2 separate regions of the Homo sapiens genome follow, and region 1 is linked to region 2. Evidence: chromatin loops called from intact Hi-C (ENCODE). Cell type or tissue: heart right ventricle. All regions are shown on one strand. Links, peaks and the distances in the headings refer to the core of each region. The heading gives the core; the rest is flanking DNA.

What was found. A loop is a pair of places that touch in the nucleus more often than their neighbours do. Peaks named below come from ENCODE experiments on the same cell type or tissue, not always from the same donor. Only the 100,000 strongest peaks of a DNase experiment are listed, where the experiment ranks them.
Region 1: it touches region 2 in a loop (3-fold over the local background); 20 of 110 quality-filtered maps call a loop at or near these places.

What each region holds. Positions count from the first base shown.
Region 1 is chr5:81,184,568-81,193,800 of GRCh38, reverse strand. The region is part of intron 18 of RASGRF2 (Ras protein specific guanine nucleotide releasing factor 2); the gene reads right to left. Among named protein-coding and RNA genes, the nearest start is that of CKMT2, 44 kb to the left of the region's middle. RefSeq lists enhancers at 705-1,211, 1,212-1,720. In heart right ventricle, for the core only: no CTCF peak of the experiment used is centred there; DNase peaks (open chromatin) are centred at 5,680 and 8,323; H3K27ac peaks cover 1,811 bases.
Region 2 is chr5:80,476,036-80,485,268 of GRCh38, reverse strand. ZFYVE16 (zinc finger FYVE-type containing 16) reads right to left here. Exons shown (of 19, transcript NM_001284236.3): 19 at 1,890-8,050. The coding sequence ends at 7,892. FAM151B-DT (FAM151B divergent transcript) reads left to right here. Exons shown (of 3, transcript NR_172938.1): 3 at 2,103-2,469. Among named protein-coding and RNA genes, the nearest start is that of FAM151B-DT, 7.3 kb to the left of the region's middle. RefSeq lists a silencer at 3,702-3,811. In heart right ventricle, for the core only: a CTCF peak has its summit at 3,795 (motif pointing left); no DNase peak of the experiment used is centred there.

The DNA.
Region 1 (9,233 bases), core at 734-8,733, 710 kb before region 2:
CATGCCAGTAATCCCAGCACTACGGGAGGCTGAGGCGGGTGAATCTACCTGAGGTCAGGAGTTCAAGACCAGCCTGACCAACATGGTGAAACCCCATCTCTATTAAAAAATACGAAAATTAGCTGGGCATGGTGGTGGGCGCCTGTAATCCCAGCTACGCAGGAGGCTGAGGCAGGAAAAGCACTTGAACTCAGGAGGCAGAGGTTGCAGTGAGCCGAGATCGTGCCATTGCACTCCAGCCTGGGTGACAGAGTGAGACTCCATCTCAAAAAAAAAGAAAAAGAAAAAAAGAAAAAAGCAGCTATCAGTGACTTAGTGGCTGCTGGCTTGGGGAAGGGAAGGCTGAAATGTCAAACAGTTGCAGAGCCTGGAACTATCTCCCTTCACTGATGACCATTTGAGACGGGGATCTGGAAACTGTGGTTTCCAGTCTGAATAAACTAGTTTGCATTAATGAGGCTAGATCATACACCAGAAAAATCATCTGCAAAGCAATAAATCAGATTTTCTAGCACTTTAAAACGAATCCCTGTTGATAGCTTAGGCATTTTAGAAATGATATTCATTCTTTCAGGAGAGCAGGGTAGTAATTAGTAATTTACTATACATGGCCAAGGGAACTCTAGGACATTGGGAAAATCTGATTCTATAAACACAGTTTGAGGCTAAAGAGAATTATGAGAGTAATTTTCTCAGTGTAATAAGTACAGTATATTCCTAACAGTGGCCAGAGGTTTTAAAAGGAAAGTGAAAATACTGCAGAGTGGATTAAAATCACACAAATAATTTTAAAATCTGGAACAAAGAGCTTATAAAGAAGGACTCAGGATGTGTTGAGCTCAGAAATAAGAGGTGGGGGGTTAATTTAATGATTTTCAAGAAAATGAAAAACATACTACTGTTTTCTGTCTTGACTACACAAGATGAAGAATTTAAATTGTGGTGTAGAGTTAGTTTAGACTCGGGCCAGTTTGTAAACTGGGAAGCTGAGGCAAAGGCACTGAATGATCATGATATATGCAAATCAGCCTTGACAGGTCTGGGGTACACAGGTTTGCATTCCTCATGTTCATGAACTAGAGACAACCTCCTAAACCAAGGTGGTTTTCAACTCTTCTGAGGAGAAGAGACCTTATTCAAAACTTTAACATTGAAACCCTCTTCCAGGGGAGATTGTGCTGGCTAAAACCTGGGATGAGAGCCTCTGCAGGGGACCCGCTCGCCTTGCTCACCGGCCACCACCGCTGGCCTGCCTGCGTCGGCGCCACCTTGGGGCAACAGGGACTCTGAATCAGGGCTTCTTGCTGGAAAAGTGAAAGGGTAGGGTTTTCTGGCATTTTCCATTGCCTAACTACAAAAATATTTTAAAAGCCTCATTGTTCACACGATGAAAAAGAACATTCTAATAGAAAAACATAAGGAAGGGCAATAAGTTTGGAATTAAACCCTACATAGCAATACGACAGTACTTCTAAACTTTCCAATACACGTTCAATACTTACTAGTCATTAACTACTCAGTAGGTTCTTGAATCTTCAAAGAGGAACAGAATGTAGAGAAAATATATGCCTGACAATCATCTGGGGACTTATGTTTCAGGTAGTAAAACCCACAGACAATTAAACCCCAAATCTGGTAAGCTCTGTGCCTTGCTCCTGGTCAGCCCTCAAACGTTTGTAGAATGAATGCATAAAAGTCCATGGGGGAGAATACTTGACTTTGAGACAAGTGGTAATAAGCTACCTAAGTTTTAAACTGGTGGTTTGGGAAATTAGTTTAGCAGATGTGAAGTGGGAGGCTACGGGGAGAAGGCACAGCGAAAATGTGGAAGATATGTTAGAACAAAAATAACTGGGAAGCGGCAAATGGCAATGAATGACACTAATTCAGTGAGAAGGAAAAAACCCATCCAGAAAACTATTTATTTGATCATTTGCTGACAAATGACTCTGCATTTGAATGACTGCTAAAATTCAGCCCCTAGTTCTGAACAGCTGTGCATACAGGAATCTTTAAATACTGCCCCACAACCCCGGAATCAGATCGCTTCCAAGCTTACATCTTTACGCCCCAAAAGGGAATCAGTCAGTTTAAAAAGCATTTACCAGAAAAAAAGAGAATTTTTTTTTCAGATGCTGTGTTTTCCATTAGGTAGGTGGTAAATTTATATGGATTGTCATTTTCAAGAAAATGACAAAGACCAGAGGGAAAATGAAAAGTCTGGAAGGGCATCCTTTTATTGCCAATATTTAAAACTGTATTTAACTTTCTTAAGTAATGCCCCCTGCCAACAAAATTATCTTTGAGTTTAACTCTAATATAACTAGAAAGTAGTCATTAGTTATACTTTTCTTTTTACCCTGATCCATAGGAGGGAAAAAGACTGACAAAGAAAGCTGGTGGGTGCATCCTTCCTTCCCCAAGGAGAAGATGCACTTAGAGTTACAGGAAGTAGCATCTTTGACATTCACCCAAGGAGAGACTTTATGCAAAGAGATTGGGAGCTATAAGTTAATGACATCTGAGAGCAGAGTGGAGAGGAGAGGAACACAAAGAGAAAGGCAACAAGCAAGGCAGAGCCGTGGGGCCTTGAGAACCAGTTGATAACACAAATGTTAAGTCAGCTCTTGGCATTCTGAGGCAGCTCTGAAGTGATGGAGAGCACTGGTCCAGGCCTGGTCGGATCAAACAAGGACCAGGTGATGTCAGGATCATTGTTCCCCATGCTGAGGGTTGCATGCCGCAGTCTCCAGAAATGCTTCCAAGGTCCAAGAGTGATTACAAGAGTGGGGAGACAAATTAGGAAAAATAAGGGCTCTCCATGGCACTTGCATCAGAAAACTCTTACAACAGAGATAAGAAGCTATCGAAGTACATAAAATTCCATCAACGAAATCCATCCACAAAAGGTTAAGGAATCCCACTAGTTCAATGGGGAAAATGTTTCTGTTTCGGCAGCTAATGAAAACGGAAAATCAGTGCCATTGAAGGCACACTTCCTAAAAGCTTAAATCTAGCTTATGCTAGCTTAATAAATCCTGCTGTAAATGTCTCACTGTAAGGAGAGTTTAAAGGATAACAATAGGGATGTATAAAAATAAGAAAAAACTTTGGTAAATAGTTCAAGGAACTAGGATTTTCTTACTTGGTTGGTTGTTTGCCTGGACCAGAGAAAAAGAATAAAAATCTATCTTTGGAATTAAAAAAAAGAAAAGAAAATCCATACTTATCAGATAATAGTTTCTTACATTTCATATTTTCCAGAGAGATATGACAAATAATTCATTTGTGCATTATAACTTCACACAGATAATTTTGCCAATTTTACAAATGTGGAAACTAGCAAGCTAACAATGGAATCCAAACTAGTGTGCAAGTTTCCAGGTTTCTCTCCTCATCTGAGACCTTTTTGACCCAGGAACCTCTGAAGAACTGAAGTGAAATGTGACGCCTAAGGCATCTGTTCTGAGGGGAGAAGGAGAGGGCAGCGGTCAGTAAAAGATTACAGCAGGACCCAGCACTGCCGTAAAGATAAGGGTCAGCCTATGTGTCCAGGAAATCAGAAGGGGCCAAAAGGAACTGAAGTTGCTGGCCTATTTAAATTAAACGGAGCATTCTCTATTTCATTTGGGCGGCTGTCATGGGGAATCTGTTTGTGAACAAACACTGGTGTGTGCCTGGTGGATGTTTGGGATCTCTTAGCTGAGATACGCAGAGGCTGACAGTGTCGACAGCTAGAAGTGAATGGGTGCTGATAAATAATAAAAGGGTGAGACTGACATAAAAGTGTGTCGGGCGTAGTGGCTCACGCCTGTAATCCCAGCACTTTGGAAAGTTGAGGCGGGTGGATCACAAGGTCAGGAGTTCGAGACCAGCCTCGTCAATATGGTGAAACCCCGTTTCCACTAAAAATACAAAAAAATTAGCTTGGTGTGGTGGCGCATGCCTGTAATCCCAGCTACTTGGGAGGCTGAGGCAGGAGAATTGCTTGAACCTGGGAGGTGTAGGTTGCAGTGAGCCAAGATTGCACCACTGAACTCCAGCATGGAGACAGAGCGAGACTCTGTCTCTGAAAAAAAAAAAAAAAAAGTATATAGGCCATCGATTATCCTCTGACATGGTGATTGTATAAAATTATCTGTGGCTAGGCACAGTGGCTCATGCCCGTAATCCCAGCACTTTGGGAGGCGGAGGTGGAAGGATCACTTGAGGCAAGGGGTAGGTCAAGGCTATAGTGAGCTACGATCGCACCACTGCCCCCCAGCCTGGGTGACAGAACAAGACCCCATCTCTTAAAAAAAAAAAAAAGAAACACACACAGAAACAACAAAAAAAACATAAAACACCATTTGCAAGGCTGAAGCAGCAGACAACTCATTAGTCATTTAAAAACATCTCATAGCTGCTAGCATTTCACATTGAGACCAAATTTTATCTTCTTATTCCTGGTATCCCCATCAGTCCTACCAGCTGGGGACATGCCCAGGAGCCTCGTGGCACTCTGTGGTGCCTGAGCAGTGGGCAGCATCTCACCCACTTGTCAAGGTGGGATATCTGGGGTCTTGAGGCTTCAAGAACAGCGGGGGTTTCCTGGCCCTTCACCGCGGGCAGCTCTGACTGTACTTCCTGCAGGCAGGTGGCCTGGGGAGGCTGGCCGGGGCGTCTGCTGTCACCATCTCAGCCTGGGAGGTGCAGTGGTTGTCAGCAGGGGCACAGCACTCCTCCCTGCACCAGCCTTTAGCAAGTACAAATCCTTTGAGCAACACAAAATAGACTCAGGGTCAAAAGTAACTTTCCTAAGGAAAGATTGAGAAACAGGGAAAGCATTGGCAGTGTTGACATGTGCTATTCTCACTGTCCTGAGTCAGAAGCGGGTTTTTATGTTTCACATTTTGAGCGGTCTGCATCTCAACAGTTGGCCTGCAAGATGGAGAGGCTGCAAGATTGGGGGTTCCCGGCAAAAACTGTGCAGCCAGACGGCGGGGACTGAAACCTGCTGCTGCCATTTGCTATCGGTGGAACCTCAGGGAAATGGTTCAGTCTGAGCTTCCATTTCCCCATCTGTAAAGCAGTGGTAATAACAACATCGACCTCCTCTCCCTCAAACGAGTGGAGTCACAGTAAGTGACTTAATATTTGAAAACAACTTGAAACAGTGTCTGATATAAAGTAAGTGATACAGTATTTTTTTTTAAATTGGGTTTCTGTCATTCAGAATCCATCTTCACAGAGGAAGCTACCTACCTTCATTCTAAGAATCAGGTTCTCAAGTCACCCATAAAAGACCATGTGCCCCATATCATAACTAAACCGATACCAAACTTCAGGCTGCTCCTAGATGACTTCTATGCAATTCAATGGTTCGTCCTCCTTGCTCAGAGTCCTAGTGACACACTTCTGCACTGGAAGTCTCATCCAGCCATGGTGAAGGCTTAGGGAAAGGGGCTTTTAAAGTCTTGAACTTCTTCAGGAAGTGGGGACAAAAGCCCTATTCACAGCAGAGAGGCATCTTTCTCCTATAAAGATCTCAAAGGTCAGGCCCCCATATGCTGAGATTGCCTTGCAAATGGAAGAGAAGATCCGCTCTTTAAGGGGCAGAGACCAGGCCAGGAGTGTGACAGAAAAGTACCCTGTGGCCAACTGACACGAGCCCGGATGGATGAGGAGGGCAGGGCTGGAAGCAGGCCAGGAGCCGTCAGGAGAGGTGACAGCAGCAGGCCAGGAACGTCAGGAGAGGTGACAGCAGCTGCCTGCTCAATAGCTGGTTGTTTCTTTCACTTTTCATTCTCCTGCCCACACCGAAAATTCTGTGCTGTGTTTGTCCTAGCCCAACCTCCATTTCAGATTTGGAACAATGAACAAGAACAATGAACAAACCTGAACTCAGTGCTCTAATTCAACACTGAATTTTGTGTTTCACTAGGCAATGCCAAATAGTCAACAAAAAAATTTAGAAGCCGCCCCTGTCATCTGTCAAAATAAGAAACGGAAGAGATGAACTATGTCCACTCACATTCTGGGAAAATCTGATCCCTGAGACCTTGAGCACACTAAGTAGAGGCCATCACACCGTCACACACTTTTCCACCTTAATAAGTCAGAGGGCATGTCCCCACTTTACCTCAGATCTGGGACTGCAGCCCCAAAACCTAAATTCTGTGGAGCAGACGGATGCTCATTGGTTGGTTCCTTTACTGGGAAAGAGCCATGGTCTTCTCTGAGATAACAGTGACTCTGAGGTTACATAAAGGTTTTGTTTTCCTCTCCACAAACCTAATATAGGTGTGCCCCCTTCAGCAGGCTTATTGCTGGAGCCATCGTGGAGACCACCCGGTCGGGTTCTTGTTTCAGAGGAATGAGGCACTGTGGGAGACTGGAAGGAATTTTGACAGCTGGGTCTGTTTCCCTATGGTACCTTTGAGTGGTCTAGAACTGTGCTGTTTATACTGTAACCATTAGTCACGTGGGACTATTAACATTTAATTCCATTCAATAACATTAAAACTCCAGCTTTTTAGCCATGCTAGCTACATTCCAAGTGATCAATTAGCTGCATGTGGCTAGAGGCTACTGTACTGGGCACCATGACATAGAACATTTCCACCATCACAGCAAGTTTACCTGGGCGATGCTGACTAAACCCCTTTGAGACTTAGGTGGTTCACTGGTCAAACGGGGGTAACAGCATTTGGCCTGCTTGAAGGTCTGGGTTTGGACCAGATGCCGCTTTCACAAGGTTATCTCTATCAAGAGCAGCATCTGCAGTGCTTTGAGCCTCCATCTGTAATGGCTACTCTGTATGTTTTAACTCACATAATCCTCACCCTCCCACAGAGGAAAAAGTGGCATTAATCCCCATTTTTACAGATGAAGAAATGGAGGCCTGGAGGAGCTAAATAGTTTGCTCAGACACAGCCAGTAAATGCCAGAGCAGGGATTTCCATCAAGATCACCCTAACTTCACACCTCCAACAGGATTCGAAGTACCCCCAGCTCTGAGATCTCTGCTACAAAGACACATGAGGACTGAATTTAACTCCTACTGTGATTTTTGGAGACGTAAAAATTCTCACCTCAGCTGCTATGAGTGACTAGAGTGTGGTTGTGAGATCCGCTAATTCCTGTCTTCTACCTCAGACTATATTTATTTGTTAATTGTGTTATGACAGTGTTAGGGAACATATATTTTAATGAAAGAGTGAAAAGGACTCTGTTTTGTGTGTGTGCGCGTGTGTGTGTCTGTGTTTATAGGATAGAGTATATATAAAACCCTCTTATAATGGGAAAAGGGTGCATATATGTAAAACATACCATAAGCAATGCTAAATGTAAAAGAACAAATTGAGAGAAACGAATATCATTTGACAGATAAAGGATTTTGTCCTGAATATATAAAAAGCTCATAATGTCAATGGGAACAATACTAAAACTAATAGAGCATGGGGTAACAGGAAGAGGGGCAGAGACTTGGAGGCCCCTCTCAGGTGCTGGAAATGTCCCAGATCTTGACCTGGGTGGCAGTTACATGGGCGTATACAGAGGCAGAAAGTCACTGACCTACACACTGAAGTTTATTGCCCTTTATATGCGGTATGTGATATTTCAATAAAAATGCCAAAAAGCATGTTAACTGAAATGTAAACTCAAGTTATTCATTATTAGCTAAAAATGTGTCTCTTTGTTCACCATAAAATGAATGTAAGAGAACTGGAGTGAGTTAGAAATATAACAGCTGAGCTATTTTGATAGATTTTGTGAAATTGCTCTCCCAAGGGACCCTAGACTCCCTGTATCATAAGTAATAACGGAATCATCAAATGGCATTACTGCTTCTTGCCAGTCCCAGTAAACCAGTTGATAGCCTATCCTTCCCCACCTGACATGGAGTTCTGGGCAGGCACCAATGTCTTTCAGTACTTTTTGCTTATAAGAATGGTGTCATTTCAACAGTCAAAATGTCCAGTTCAGTATATTCTTCAAAACTTCAGTCCAGCCTCCCTCTAGCCCTGGCGTGGGCTGCTTCCATCCTAGTGGCCTGCACAGGAGGCCCTTTCTGCTGTCTCCACCACCTCTCTACTAGCTGGCTATTGCTTCTGATCCTGTACCTCAGGTCCAGGGGAAAGCAATAATTTAGTATGATAGTGTAAGGGGAGCCCAGCCCTGGCTCTCTCTAGATGTGGCAGGTGGGCAGTGGCCAGCTTTTCCTGTGTGGGGCACTTTGGTGAGATTTTGGAGACCTCTCTGTGGGAGACTTATGGCCAGCTCCCCTGACCCTGGCAATGTCTGTCCTCCTGTGAGTCATTTTCAACTCCCCCAGGCCCTGGGCTGCCAGTGGTCTTTTTCACCCAGCGTCTGTCTACGCGTCACCCCTCCAGGCCGTCCTCTTGGGCAGGATGCAGGGCCATCCAGATTGGACTCCCCATGGACCCATCTGGTTCACTCAAACACATATGAATACAGCTCACTCCTAGCATCCACCACTCTTCACTTTGCCCAGCCAGCACCTTTCACCTTAACACGGAGGCTAGCTGGATGGTTTCCTTGAAGCATTTCCCATGTGGCTAGAAGTGAAAAGGAGGCATCTCCCCACCTTCCCCATAGTGGTAGGGAACTTACACAGATGCCTCTCTCTGGAAATCTCCCTCTCCTTGACCTCTCCTACCTCAACTTCCCACAGGTGGGTGATCACAATTGCTAGCAGGATTGATTTCACGAGCTCTTAGCTGGTCTTGCTTAGGTGGCCGAGCCACTCCATTAAGGCCATGCAGGCTGTTGCTGCTACCTATTTTACCTGCCCCTGTGCCTTTGGTCCTCTGCCTGAACGTCAGAAACAATCTGAAGAATTCGATTTAACAGCCGGCCACACACATAATTACGTTAAGTCCAGTGGCTGTTAGTGGGCATTTTCCCAATGGCTGGAAGCCCCTTGAGGTCAGAGACTGCCTGGATCTTGGTCACTCCCACACCTACCCCAATGTCTGGAACATTCTGGTGCCCAATTCTTATTAGTGAATGAATCAAGGAGGTGAGAAAACAGAAAAAGGAGTAGCAGTGTTCCTCTGTAAACTCCTTTGGGGAGGAGATTTTTATGTAGGTAGGTCATTTTTGTCTGATCTCATGTTTTAAAAACATGCCCCTAAGCCTCCAATTAAGAAAATATGTGACTGTTTCATTCTCGGCCACTTGTCATTCAGACAGTACCCAGAGCCTGATGGCGCCAGTGGTAATCTGCA
Region 2 (9,233 bases), core at 644-8,643:
GACACAGGCCCCAACTTGAGTCTGGGGCTGCTTTTGGTGACATCTAAACATGAATAAAGGCCAGGCATGGTGGCTCACACATGTAATCCCAGTACTTTGGGAGGCTGAGGCAGGAGGAGACCAGGACTTTGAGACCAGCCTGGACAACATAGTGAGACCCATCTCTACGAAAAAATAAAAAACAAGCCAGGTGTGTCGGCATGTGCCTGTAGTATCAGCTAATCAGGAGGCTAAGGTGGGAGGATTGCTTGAGCCCAGGAACTCAAGGCTGCAGTGAGCCATGATCACACCACTGCATTCCACCTGGGCCGCAGAGTGAGACTCTGTCTCAAAATCAAAACAAAGCACTGCATGAATACAGCTTACCTCATTTTCAGAGTCCTAATAGCTAGAAAGTTTTCCCTCAAATTCCAATTTAGTTTCTAGCTGTGTGACTTTGGACAGATTACTCTCTCTCTGAACTTGGTATCTAGTCTATGAAATGCAATAATAAATCACAGGGGAACTGGGTGCAGTGGCACGCACTTGTAGGCTCAGCTACCCAGGAGGCTGAGGCAGGAGGATGGGTTAAGAGCCTAAGTTCAAGGCTGTAGTGTGCCATGACTGTGCCTGTGAATAGCCACTGCACCCTAGGCCTGGGCAATACAATGAGACCCTGTCTCATAAATAAATAAATAAATAAATAAATTTAAAAATAAATTACAGGGTAATATTCCTTGTTCTGAAGTTTGCTTTGTCTGATAGCAAAATAACCACTCCAGCTTTGTCCTTTTCTTCTTCTTTTTAGTGTTTGCATGGAATATCTTTTTCCATCCTTTTACTTTTTAACCTGCATGTACCATTGTATCATAAGTGGCTTGTATAGATAGCATATAAATTAGGTTTTAAAAAAATCCATCTGGCCAGGCATGGTGGCTCATGCCTGTAATTCCAGTCCTTTGGGAGGCCAAGACAGGCAGATCAGTTGAGGACAGGAGTTCAAGACTATCCTGGACAAAATGGTGAAACTCCATCTCTAATAAAAACAAAGAAAAAATTAGCCAGATGTGGACATGCCTGTAATCCCAGCTACTCAGGAGGCTGAAGCAGGAGAATCACTTGAACCTGGGAGGTGGAGGTTACAGTGAGCCGGGATTGTGCCACTGCACTCCAGCCTGGGTGACAGAATAAATGAGACTTGATCCAAAAAAAAAAAAAAAAATCAATTGCCATATTTAGACCATTTACATTTAATGTAATTGTTATTTATTTTTATTTTTAGGGACAGGGTCTTGCTCAGTGGCCCAGGCTGGAGTACAGCGGTATGATCACAGCTCACTGCAGCCTCAAACTACTGGGCTCAAATGATCTCCCACCTCAGCCTCCTGAGTAGCCAGGACTATAGGCATGCACTACCATGGTTGGCTAATTCTTTTAAGTTTTATGTAGATACGGGGCCTCACTACATTGCCCAGTCTGATCTTGAACTCCTGGCCTCAAGTGATCTTCCTGCTTCAGCCTCCTAAAGTGTTGGGATTATGGGCATTAGCCACCACACCTGGCCTAGTGTAATTTTTGATACAGCTGGATTTAGGTCTACCATTTTAGCATTAATTTTTCTTGTTGATCCCTTATTTCTTTTACACTTGTTTTCCTTGCTGGCTTTATTTTGAATTATTTAAAATTCCACTTTATATGTCGGCTTTTTAAACATATCTCCTTGCATAGTTTTTTAAAATGGTTGCTCTAGAGATGATCATTACATACCAAACTTTTTGTAACCTACTATAATGTTTTACCACTTTAAGTGAAATTTAGAAAACTTACCATATAGGTTCTGTCACTGTCCCCTTGGTTAGTATGCAGTTTTCATCTGTATTACATCTATATGCATTGAAAATCCCAAAAGATGATGTTACAATTTTTTTATTTCAGCAGTTACATATATTTTAACAAACATGTAAGTCTATTTGGTTTATCCAGAGATTTGCCATTTTGGTTGCTCTTCCTTCTTTGCAATCATTTTCCTTCCCCATGAACTTCCTTTACCATTTCTGTTAAAGGAGGACTACTAGCAATGAATTATTTTAGCTTTCCTTCTTCTGACAATGTCTTTATTTCAGCCAGGTATGGTGGCTCATGCCTCTAATCTCAGCACTTTGGGAGGCCGAAGCAGGCAGATCACCTGAGGTCAGGAGTTTGAGACCATCCTGACCAACATGGTGAAACTCGTCTCTACTACAAACATAAAAAAATTAGCTGGGCGTGGTACCACGCACCTGTAATCCCAGCTACTCCTCTGGAGGCTCAGACAGGAGAACTGCTTGAACCGGGAGGCGGAGGTTGCAGTGAGCTGAGATCGCACCAATCCATTCCAGCCTGGGCAACAGAGTGAGACTCCATCTCATAAAAAAAAAAAAAGTAAAGAAAAAAAAGAAAATGTCTTTATTTCATTTTCTTTCCTAAAGAATATATTTGCTGGATAAAGGATTCTGTGTTGACAGTTTTGTTGCTTTTTAAAAGCACTTTATAAATGTTGCTCCATGGTTTCTGATGAGAAATCTGCCATCACTGAAATCTTTGGTTCTCCTATATACAAAGTGTTGTTTTCTTCCAGTTGTTTTCAAAGTATTTTCTTTACAGTTGGTTTCATCACTTTGATTATGACGTGCCTGGGTGTGGTTTTCCTTTTTGGGATTTGCTGTGCCAGCAGACCGGCTTTAAATAGAATGCTATGTAAATGTATGTGAATATTTGTTTTTTGCCAGATGTTTGGAAGTTTTTAGCTATTATTTCTTCAGATATTTTTTTCTTCCAATTGTTCTTTCTGGGCTCCTAAGACATGAATATTAGACTGTTTCATATTGTCCCACAGATCCCCAAAGGTCTTCTCATTTTTTTCACTTTTTTCTCTGTCATTCAGACTAGATAATTTCTGCTCATGTATCTTCAAATTTACTGACTCTTCCCTCAGTCATCTTCATTGTGTTGAGACCTTCCAGTAAATTTTGTTATTGTATTTTCAGTTCTACAATTTCCACTTGTTTCTTTTTATAGCTTCTATGCTGAGACTTTTAGCTTTCCATTTATTTCAACAGTGTTTCCCTTTATATATTTCCTTTGGAGAAATGTCTTCTTTGTGTAGCATGATTAAAATAACTAGTTTAACGGCCAGGTGTGCTGGCTTATGCCTGTAATCCCAGCACTTTGGGAGGCCCAGGCAGGCAGATCACTTGAGGTCAGGAGTTTGAGACCAGCCTGGCCAACGTGGTGAAACTCTGTCTCTATTAAAAATACAAAAAATTATCTAGGCGTGGTGGTACACACCTGTAGTCACAGCTACTCAGGAGGCTGAGACAGGAGAATCACTTGCACCCTGGGGGTGGAGGTTGCAGTGAGCCAAGATTGTATCACTGCACTCTAGCCTGGGTGATAGAGACTGTCTCAAAAATAAATAAAAAAAATAAAATAACTAGTTTTAAGTCTTTTTCTGATAATTCTGACATTTGGGTAACCTTAGAGTTGGCTCTTGTTCATTGTCTTTTCCCTAGAGAGTTGCTTAGGTTTCACAAGTTCTTTGTCCAATCATTTTGGGTTGTTTCTGGGATATATTTGGAATATTATGATATTCTCTATCCTGTTTAAATCTTCATAAGAATGTTTTTGTTTTGTTTTGTTTTAGCAGACCATCAATTCAGTTAAGTTTCAGAGCACACATCCTGGCCACTTTTTTTGGTGGCTGTGGTTCCAATGTTAGTTTTCACTGCCTTTGTTAAGCTGTTCTTTGCCCCAGTTGTGCACCATCTAGTGGCCAATCTGAAACTTGGACAGTGGCCTACACTGTAATTCAGTGTTCAGAACCTTTGCTCAGCTGCTTCTGGTTAGTTTCACACATACACAGCTTGTGAGATGATCCCAGGATTTTATTGACAGATTTAAGGGTTCCTTTTCTTCAGTTCCCTCCTATTTGTGATCTTACCTATACTCTGGTTTCTAGAACCCCATTCTTGGTTTTTGGCTAGAAAGTCAGGGCGTTAGCCTCCCCATTGCCAGTGTTCTGCCCTGCAATGTCTGCCACTAGTGCACCAGGGGGAAGAGAAGAGTGATACCTCTTTACTGCTGCGGGATTGATGTAGAGCAAGGAAAGTCCAGAAGGTTCCAAGTCATTACCCATGGTTCTCCTGGTGGGGCGGTGGGTCTTACTGCATCTTTCCTGAGGCTCTCTTAGAATACTGCAATTAAATTAAAAAGGGTTTTGTCCCATAGCCTCCAACCTCCTTTCTGGTCCTCTGACTAGAAACAGCAAATTGTTCCTTGGACTATTTTTCTCTCTGTCAGCTAGCATTTCCAGTTTTCCTGTTAAATGTCTTTTTTCTTTTTCCTTTTTTTTGAGACAAGGTTTTGCTCTGTTGCACGATCACAGCTCACTGGAGCCTTAACCTCCTGGGCTCAAGTGATCCTCCCACCTCAGCCCCCGTGAAGCTGGGACCACAAGTATGAGCCACCACACCTGGCAAAATTTTTTTAATTTTGCAGAGACAGTGTCTCCCTGTGTTGCTCACTCTGGTCTCAACCTGAGCTCGAGTGATCCTCCTGCCTTGGCCTCCCAAAGTGCTCGATTACAGGTGTGAGCCACTGCACCTGGCCTTATTATGTGTCTATGTGTGGATTTTCTAGTTTATTCTGTTTGGGATTTGTCTGGCTTCTAGAATGTGTGGGGTCATGTCTTTCATCAGTTTTTAAAATTCTGCATTCTATCTAAGTATTTGCTCTGTCCTATTCTTGCCTCTCCTCTCACAGCTAATGAAGCACTTAGGATTTTTCACTGTATTCTCTACAGGTCTTCTGTTTTTTTTTCCAGCTGTTTCTCCCATGGTGCACTGTGAATAGTTTCTCCTGAGTTATCTTCCAGTTTATAAACTACCCCAATTGGCTACATTCTATTACATCTATTTACTGAGTTTTAAAGTGCAGTTTTTATGTATATTCTTGTAATGTTTATATTCAGTTCTTTTCCAGATTAGCTCCACAACTTTTTATCGTATAGTTTCCCATTTCCTGCAAGTACATTCACACACCTTATTTCCTTAAACAAAGAAAACAAATCTAATACCTATATCTGTGAGTTTGTTTTCATTGCTTCAAGTAATTCTTGCCTCTGGAATCTAGTTTCCTTATATGACTACTTTTTACTATGTGTTACTAGACATATTTGAAAAGTAATTTGAGGCCTACAATGAAATTACTTTTCCATGAAAAGTATTTACATTTTATTTTCTCTGTCACCTGGAGGCATTACTAGTGTGGGAACACCTTAAAGGAAGCTCAGTGCTTAAGATTCTTTAGATCACTGGGGCAATTCTAAACTTGCCTGTTCTTTTACATTGGTTCTTCCACCTCTGATTCATTATCATCCTAAAGGTGAAAGTATTTGGGAGTCTCAGCCTATTGTGTGGAGGGTCTCCTGTTAGGTTCATCACCTTATATGGGCCCTGAACTTTAATTTCTGTCCCCCTCACTCATAAGGTTGTCAGAGTAAGGGTACATGCTTGCTTCTCTTATTCTCTTTACTTTTGGACTTGGCATTCCTTATTGTCTGGAAAATCTCTTTGATGTTTTAAGATTATTCTTGTATTTTAATCAGGAATTGTTTTCAACAGGAACATGATGTAAATATCCTAGCATGCAATTTTCAGAAACAAGTAGTTTCCCACAATTGAATCTTTGCTCCTACAGGGCCAAATCCTACTCTTTCTCTTGGCATGCTCTGCACTTAAGCGCATACTACTTGTGGCATGGAATCCATAAATGTTGATAAAGAACTACGCCTAATTCTGTCAGAACAATTAATCATTTTTAGAAATTTTTGCTTAGAAACCTGGTAAAGTGCTCTGCATGTAGCAAGTATACGAACACACAAAGTTTGTTGAATAGCTGCATAAAACAAATGGGCTAGATTTTACTTCATATTTCAAAATTCAGAGAAAGAGAGTAGTATTAAAAGACATAAGCCAAAAATAGATCATTGCAGACTGAGTACAAAGAACCATTCTATTTCTTCTCTTAAAAAATTAAAATTTCAAATTAAGTACCAATGACCAAATAAGTAACAAACACATTCAGAAACATACTATATGTCTACAAAGAATACTTCAAAATGTGCCTCCAAACTTCAGGCACATAATTCCAATTTTTATTGAATATAGAGATTTTATGAAAACAAATCCAAAGCTGTCCCATCATGGAACAGCCCTCTACCATTTGGTTATTTTAAGACTGTTCAATTACTTACATGGCAGAATACATACACTATATTTAGAAAACATAAATTGGGTTTGATATGCAATTGTTTTCATCTTACACCATTTCAATAAATTTCACAAATTATAACAGGTTGCCATTTTATTGAATATCTGCGACACTTTACATTGTTCAGGAAGTAGCTACTTCCAGAAGGCTGATATTCTCCTCCAAATTGTCTTTGGCTAAGTACTACAGATGTGATTCAGTCCAAACTATATGCCCAAACTGATTAAAATTCTCAGTCTCTCCTAGCTTGAGACCTCAGATCCTGAGTTATAACTTTGACTTGATCTTCAAGTTGAGATGCTTCATAAATATTTTTCTTAAAACAGGGCTATTTAACATAATTTCTTTTTCTTGAAATATATGAGTGTTTTTGATACAAAAACATATATTACACATGAGAATGTTTAAAGCATCAAAATAATGATTAAATTTTTTACATAACTTAAATGACAGGACTACAATATGCCCCCCACTTTTTTGCTGTTTGAAGTAAAGAGGAAAGCTCTGTAACAATTTCAAATACATAGGATTTAACTTATGTTAATATCCTGTTATAAAAAATAACTACCATATAAAGAATTTAAAATATGCAAAAGTAATTAGTTCATTTAAATTTATACTTATACACTGGTGTCAATGAAAATATGCGAAGTTGCCAAGAAATTTCTAAGGATTAAAGTGGAAGTAAAAAAACCTGTTTCAGGCTTCATTTATTGCTACATAATGACTACTTCAAGGGTCATCTGGCCCGTCGTCAGTCACTCTTAGAAGTGGTAAATACAGTGGTATAGTTTGGAAGGAAAGGAGGAAAAAAATAATGCATTGTGATACAAAAATATTACCTACATATAAATTATTAAAGATTTATAAAACATTCAGAATATGTTCTTGCTATAAAAACAATATACTTAAATATAGAAGCAAAAAGTCCTGAAGCACCCGCAATTATTTTAATATCCATTTAATCAGGGAAAACTATATATGTGGATATATAATACATACATATGTAATAATTTGAGAAGAAAAAAGGCAAAATTCTGATTATAATCCAAAAAGAGTTTATCTAATTATGGAGGTAGGTCTCCACTCCAATTATACAAATAAGTTATCAGTTTTATTCAAAGAATTATAAGTCTAAGACCTCAAAACTGGTTTTTGTGCCACTGAAATACAATTTGACAGACTTTAGAAACCAGTATTCTAACTGGCATATACACAAAGCAGATATTTCCTTCATAAGGTTACATCTGAAAAGAGCCTTCATTAAAATCATTATTGGCATAAAGAGGTATACCTAAGTGCAGATACTTTGGCTTAGCATTTAAATAACACAGTAAATGCTATAAATTTCTTAAAAGAAATCCTTGTCTTTTTAGTACTTAAATTAATTGTAAAGCTACAGAAAGTATGGATCTCTTAAATTTTTAGATATTTAAATATTGTGCTAATGATTTGAAAAGATCATTCCTGCCTAAAGAGCAAAGCTTATGTGTTTCAAAAATCAGACATATTTATACTTTTAGTGTTTGTGGCATTTCAGCTTTAGTGCTGGAGTTAGTTTTAACAAATTAGGTTGCAATATGTAATATGGCACATTCTTTCACTAAAAAAGATGTTCTATAATGAAAAACACTAATTCTATTTCTAATGGTAAACTAGAGTTGGAGGTCCCACCATGGATCACAGGTATCAGAGCACTATCAAGATCATTTAGATAATGCTGAGGCAGAAGTTGGCCTTCAGATCCTGCCTGAAATTCAACCTAGAAAAAAAAAAAATTCTTGATAAGAAAATGAGCAATCTTGTTTAACTCGGAATGTGAATATAAAATAAGTGAAATATTTTAAAATACAGTTCAAGCATGTTAAATAAAATATTTGATATATTTATAAAAAAATTCTACATTCTCCTGTATCTTTTATCTGTCTACTACATAAATTATAATTGTTCCTCCTCATATATCATAAAGATAAAATTGCCACTATGTCATACTTTACGTTTCCTCTAAATGAACACATAAACAAATTAGAGGGATGAGGCTTTGAATAACTGCCGACATTACTTAAATTAAAAACCCCATGGTATTAAAAAAATCTACTTGAAATATTTCAAATTTGTTGTTGCAATAATATTTAATATTAGACTCTAACATTGGTGCAAATTACATTTTAATACAATTGGCTAAAAAAATTTACAGTGCTTACTCCAATAACAAATAGTGAGTGCTTCCTTGAAAAGAGGACTTTTAATAGTGAGATAAAAACAAAACCCCTTTTCCAGTAAGAACTATGAGTAAAATATATCCTGGCTGGAGAAAAGCAAACCCTCAGCATATGAACTCACCCACGTTTAGCTTAACCATTCTAATGAATTCTCTGATTTGAAAATCTATATTGGATGTTGGAAAGTTACCTGGATGTCAGAAAGAGAACTTTCAGTTCAAAGAAAAACAAATTGTTTTTACATGCAAGATGATCATCACTCCTTGTTAAGAGAAATACAAATTAAAATAATACTGGGGCCAGGCGTGGTGGCTCATGCCTACAATCTCAACACTTTGGGAGGCCAAGGCAGGAGAACTGCTTGAGCCCAGGAGTTCAAGACCAACCTGGGAAACAGAGTGAAACCCCATCTATTTAACAAGTAATAATAATATTAATAATAATGTGGTATTATTTTTCACCTATCAAATTGTCCAAGTTCAAAAGTTTGATTATATACTTCTTTGATAAGGATATGGGGGAGGCCAGGTGCGGTGGCTCACACCTATAATCCCAGCACTTTGGGAGGCCACAGATCACATGAGGTCAAGAGTTCAAGACCGGTCCAGCCAACATGGTGAAACCCTGTGTCTGCTAAAAATACAAATATTAGCAAGGTGTGGTGGCACATGCCTGTAGTCCCAGCTACTCGGGAGGCTGAGGAAGGAGAATTGCTTGAACCCA